Regions from separate parts of the Mus musculus genome. Here region 2 is linked to region 1. The links are chromatin loops, found by intact Hi-C in ENCODE. Cell type or tissue: left cerebral cortex. All regions are shown on one strand. Links, peaks and the distances in the headings refer to the core of each region. The heading gives the core; the rest is flanking DNA. Region 1 holds the start of Nit2 (nitrilase family, member 2). Region 2 overlaps Cmss1 (cms small ribosomal subunit 1).

What was found. Hi-C counts contacts between places; a loop is a spot of excess contacts. Peaks named below come from ENCODE experiments on the same cell type or tissue, not always from the same donor. Only the 100,000 strongest peaks of a DNase experiment are listed, where the experiment ranks them.
Region 2: a loop joins it to region 1, with 3 times the contacts of the local background. A loop is called at or near these places in 3 of 42 quality-filtered maps.

The regions. Positions count from the first base shown.
Region 1 is chr16:57,165,572-57,168,483 of GRCm38, forward strand. Nit2 (nitrilase family, member 2) reads right to left here and starts at 1,761. Exons shown (of 10, transcript NM_023175.1): 1 at 1,710-1,761; 2 at 527-645. The coding sequence starts at 1,716. Gm16892 (a long non-coding RNA gene) reads left to right here and starts at 1,798. Exons shown (of 2, transcript XR_003951893.1): 1 at 1,798-1,899. In left cerebral cortex, for the core only: a CTCF peak has its summit at 1,200 (motif pointing left); DNase peaks (open chromatin) are centred at 1,250 and 1,791; H3K4me3 peaks cover 1,346 bases; H3K27ac peaks cover 1,203 bases.
Region 2 is chr16:57,592,362-57,595,273 of GRCm38, forward strand. All of the region lies in intron 1 of Cmss1 (cms small ribosomal subunit 1), which reads right to left. Among named protein-coding and RNA genes, the nearest start is that of Cmss1, 13 kb to the right of the region's middle. In left cerebral cortex, for the core only: a CTCF peak has its summit at 1,520 (motif pointing left); DNase peaks (open chromatin) are centred at 1,280 and 1,504.

The DNA of each region.
Region 1 (2,912 bases), core at 88-2,587:
AAAGCCTGCCTTGAAACAACAAAGTAAGACTGCTCCTGTGGAACTGACCTCTGGCTCCTCAAAGTGTTCCCTTTGCTAACTGATCCCTGGTCATTCAGGATCTCCGAGGCTGTACTTACCACCAAATATGATACAACCTTCAACTCAAACCTCGAGACAATTTTTCAAAAACTGAACAGTACTAAAGCAATGTGGTCTGACCTAAAACACGACAATAAAAAGCCTGACTTAGGTAAGGTACCAAGTAATTGTACAGGCCCTGAGTGAGTCTTTAAGGAAGCCCCCCATGGATTTCTTACTGCTTGTCTGAACAGGGGAGGTGATCTTGTTCAAAACTTGTAACCACGTTTGACATCTTATGATAAAGGTCGCTACTAGTCTTTGTGAAAGATGAGACAAATACGAAACAATATTAGGGTTCCAAAAGGCATTGCTGGAGGTGGGACATAAGAGGACCACTGCCAGCACGCAGTACTGTGGTGGATCCACAGCTCCTGAAGAATGGGCAGGCTGCCCTGATACTTACAGGCAGAGAAACTATGTTGGCACCTTGCTTTGCTGCCTCCCGCACTAGGCTACAAGCCCGGGTAAGGTTATCTGATTTAATGGAAGAAACTTGAAGCTGTATGAGGGCCAGGCGGAAAGCTGGGGAAAAAAGAAAAAAAAAAAAAAAAAAAAAAGTCATCAGATCTGCCCACTAAGTTCACCCAGGGCCAGGATTCTCAAACAGGATATCAGGCAGTATTTGAACATGGTTTTTGATTGACCCAACTACTGGCAATCTAAAGGGGTATATCGACAACACTGACAAAACCTGGCTTCTGAAGAAGGCCGAAGCTCTCCTTAAAAGTATAAAAACTATGATCGCTCATTCCTTGGCTTATCCTAAATATGATGAGAGAGAAAAAAAAAAAAAAGGCATTTAGCCCCTAACACCTCTTAATTGAACAGTGCCAGAATCTGTATAAAAACAAATGAAACCAAAACCTGGCATTATTTTCAGGTTAACAGACCTTGAGCTGTCACCAGAGTATCACAGAAACTCACTAATATCTCCCCTAACCCTAGGAAGTTAGACTGCCTCTGCTCCTGAGGCAGGAAAGGATAATAAAACTATAGTTTTGTTTCTAGCTTCTTCCAAAAGCCACCCAATATGGACAAGGTCCCGACCCAGGTTAGGGGCCGGTGCAAAAGCGCCCTCTGCAGGCTTACGCAGGAAAACCCCTCCACTGGGGTCCTCCGTGTGCAAGACTTGTTGCTTCCCCTTCTCCGGAAAGCGATTAATGATTTTGAAGATGAACAAGTCGGGGCGGAGGGCACGAAAACACCTCGAGTGACGGGCCTATTACGGGAACAACATTTACATGAATATGCCAGGACAGTGCAACTATAAACTTTTACAGACGAGGAACTGCGGAGTGAGGTGTGATTATCCACCGCTTTGTGAGGCGAGGAAGTCAGAGCCACGAGTTGGACACCACCACCCAACCCGCAAGCTGACCAGCTCCGACAGCACAGGACGCCCCGCGCGGAGGCCTGTGCTCGCACGGCCAGCCGCCCCTGGGCTTCGCCGCGCCGCGGACACCGGTGACAAGAGCCACCGGCATGGCTGACCGGGGGACGCAAGGACCCAGCCGGCTCATCTGCACCGCCGCACGGAGGACCCCGCTCCCGCTGGGAGCTGGACAACCAGACCACGAGCCACTTACTAGACATGGCTCTTCCACGGTGCACCGCAGGCCACAGGGACTCCTGCCAGTCAATCTCCTCCGCAGCGTGCAGAAGGCGGGGCCGAGCCGCGCGCGCAGAAGGGGCGTGGTCAAGGGCTGGGTCGAGGGGCGGAGCCTCGATGAGCTTTGAGGATTTTACTGTTTTGTTTTGTGCTGTGCTGTAATGTAGGTGAGTAAGCCTCCGACTTTGTGCACATTCAGTACCAGTCTACATTCTTGCCTGGGCACCGTACTAAAAATGGCTCACCCTTTGCGGTTGCATACACCAAGAAGTGATAATTACAAATTCTTTATATAGGGCCTTCAAAAGCAAAGTCAAAAAAGAGAAGCCTACGTTATGGTAGTGTGCCATAAATGGTCTGGGGTAGAAAGGTCCTACTTGTGGCACAAAGGACATAAATTTCAGGTTAGATCATGGCAGTGGCCAGGGTAACGATGCTCCATGCTGACTGGCTTGAGGAAGTGCACCTGGTTGTTTTAGGCTAGCAGGACTTCAGAACCTTGCTCCTAACTGGGCTGGGGAAAGAGATAGAGTTGGTGCTAAGCAGTATTCTACGATTTGACCTTTGTATTTATTATTTAATTTTTATTCATTATCATTTATGTAAATATTTATTTTTGTTTTGAGCTTTTCCGGTTTTCAGACAGGGTCTCTTGTAGCCTAGGCTGCACTTTAACTTGCTATGTAGCTAAGGCTCACCTTGACGTCTAATCCTCCTGCTCCCACTCCTGAGTGCAGGGATTGAGTCCTGTAGCAACACACCCAGCTAGTGACATTGCTTTCTAAGCTTTGCAGTGCTTGCAAGTTAAAGTCTATACCTTGTCACATTTGCAGAGCACGGAGCCAAGGGGATTAGAGAGCTTGACAAGAGGAAAGAAAGCCTGCAGATCAGATCCCCAAAAGAAATTTTAGTCAGCTGTCTTCAGTGGGGCTGAGCTTTTCACAAACTTTGGGAGAGACAGAGAGAGCCAAACAGAGAGACAGAGAGAGGGAGAGAGAGAGAACCATAAACAGCAGTTTGAAAAGGACAAAGCAGGGCTGGAGAGATGGCTCCGTGGTTAAGAGCACTTGGTGCTCTTGCAAAGGACCTGGGTTTGGATCTAAGCACCTACATCGTCCTGAGGGGATCACAGAATTGTTTCTTCCAAGAACCTGAGAACACTGGGGAAGCGGGGTGAACA
Region 2 (2,912 bases), core at 315-2,814, 430 kb after region 1:
TCCGGAAGGTGGCCGGCTGTCCCCGGCCCACGCAGGGTGCTGCCTCAGCGCCTCTGTGCTTCCGCCTGTTCCAGAAGCTGTCAGGTTCTCTTGCGCACCCTCTCACCTGTTCAGACTAATTTCCTAAGTTCGGCGGGTCCGGACCAAGATGGCGACCGCTGCTGCTGTGGCTTAGGTCGCCTCCCCAGCCGGGTGGGCACCTGTCCTCCGGTCCGGAAGGTGGCCGGCTGTCCCCGGCCCACACAGGGTGCTGCCTCAGCCCCTCTGTGCTTCTGCCTGTTCCAGAGGCTGTCAGGTTCTCTGGCGCACCCTCTCACCTGTTCAGACTAATTTCCTAAGTTCGGCGGGTCCCGGACCAAGATGGCGACCGCTGCTGCTGTGGCTTAGGCCGCCTCCCCAGCCGGGCGGGCACCTGTCCTCCGGTCCGGACGGTGGCCGGCTGTCCCCGGCCCACACAGGGTGCTGCCTCAGCGCCTCTGTGCTTCTGCCTGTTCCAGAAGCTGTCAGGTTCTCTGGCGCTCCCTCTCACCTGTTCAGACTAATTTCCTAAGTTCGGCGGGTCCCGGACCAAGATGGCGACCGCTGCTGCTGTGGCTTAGGCCGCCTCCCCAGCCGGGCGGGCACCTGTCCTCCGGTCCGGACGGTGGCCGGCTGTCCCCGGCCCACACAGGGTGCTGCCTCAGCGCCTCTGTGCTTCTGCCTGTTCCAGAAGCTGTCAGGTTCTCTGGCGCTCCCTCTCACCTGTTCAGACTAATTTCCTAAGTTCGGCGGGTCCCGGACCAAGATGGCGACCGCTGCTGCTGTCCAAAACAGGATTCTTAAAGAAAGCGGCCGGAGACTCCGACTGAACCAAACTGAAAACATCGCATGCACCTGCAGTTTTTTGGTCACTGAAACTCACAACCATTTAAGTGACTGTGGCAAGCCCGGAGTCTACAGAGTGTGACGTTTCTTTTTAAGAAGCAGCGGACAAAGCAAGCTAATTCTCTGAGAATGTAATGAATATAAATATAAACATATTTTTCTATTGTTTCCTAAACAGAGCTTTTCTTCATTGAGCCCATCACCCTTGAGACTTGTTATCCATTCCAAATAGCGCCTTTCATGCTGAGATGAAGATTCAATAACTTTTTTTTAAAAAAGTTTTTTCTTCCATGAATGAACTTTCCAACTTGCTTAATTCCCTCCCAGACATCTGCTTTCTGATGAAACCCAGGAGCCTTCGAGTAGAACAGTCACTGTGTGGTCTTAAAAGAGCCACATGCATGAATCTCTCTTGCAATATGCACTCCAAATTTGGAAAGAAAATTTCTTGGAGCTATTTGACGTAACATTCTATAAAAATGATCCAAGGGATGACACATTATACAGCTCCATATTTCATTTACAGAAACAAGTCCAAGTATTAAATTCATACTGTGAGAAAGAAAAAAAAATTATTCTCTGCCCCAACACAGTTGCAGGAATGACATTTGGGGTTGTCTTAATAAAACTAGTCTCTGCTGCCATCTAGAGGTAAAGACTGCGTAATGCAATCAGTCCATAAAGGCCAGCGTTTGACCATTTTTAAGCTGTAAGTCATTCTTCACCAATACACAGCAATACTACTGCTGAGCTCCACCATCACCATGTGTGATGTTAGGTGGGTGTTTCAGACAGAGACCTGCGGGGCTCATGAAACGCAGCATCTTAGGCTCCAACAGTATCTGGGCATGCCATGCACTTTAGGATCTGATGAACATCCTGCCAGGTGACCACTGGGCCAAGGCACTCCTCTCATACCTCTCCTACCTTGGCAGGTCCGAGTTCCCAGTGAAAGAAAACATTGGGATCTATCTATAGTAGCTTCAGCTACAGCAGTTTTTCTCCAAGAGCAGCAGGCTACCCTTCCCTGCACCAGAACAAATTACCCTCAAGAATTTATTAAAAATGTGGATTCTATATATATGGCTACAGAACAACTTAAATGACCCCTCACCAAGGACTCTGGACACTAAATTATAGAAAACTTCTGTACTTCTTGACAAAGTTAAGGGGCTTTACAGAAAGCTATTCGGGAAAGGCTGAAACAGATTTCAACTGAAGCTTCTGTCGTTCATGGTTAGGTGTTTGGGGGACACTCATAGAAATGACCTTATCTCTGCTAATTTTCCTGTTTCATGTCTTAACAGTTTAGTATAGCATCTTGTAATTATATGCTTTTAGAAAGTGTTGAGAATAACAAAGAGCTCTTACAATACCACTAACCTGAGCGGACCACTAATGTCACAGATGCACAATCTGCAGCAGCTGTTCTCAACCTGTGGGTCCTGGTTCCTTTAGGTGTAAAACAACCTTTCACAGGGGTCACCTAAGACCATCTGCTTATCAGATATTTACATTTTGACTCCTAAGAGTAGCAAAGTTGCACTTATGACGTAGCAACAGGAATAGGGGTCATCACAACATGAGGCACTGTATTAAGGGGCGGCAGCATTAGGAAGGTTGCAAACCACTGATCTACAGGTTCTGCATGCCTAACCTGAATGTTGTAAGTCTAATTTCTTAGTGCCATTATAAAGTCTAATTTCTTAGTGCCACTATAATGTCCTAAGTGGACAACTCCACACCTTATCTTACATGACATGTAGTGGTCAATACACAGCTACACCAAAACTAATGTATAAAATTATATTCATTCTATTGTATAATATATATGTATATGTATGTATGTATGTGTGTATATATGTATACACACACACACACACATATATATATGCATATATATATATATATATATTTGGCTTTTGTGGTTAGATGTGGATCTCATTGTGTATATGCAGATTAAGTCCCAATATTCAGACATTCAAAATACTTCTGATTCCCAGTGTTTCAGAGAAGGAAGTCAATTTGTAGTTCTTAGTTTCTTAAAA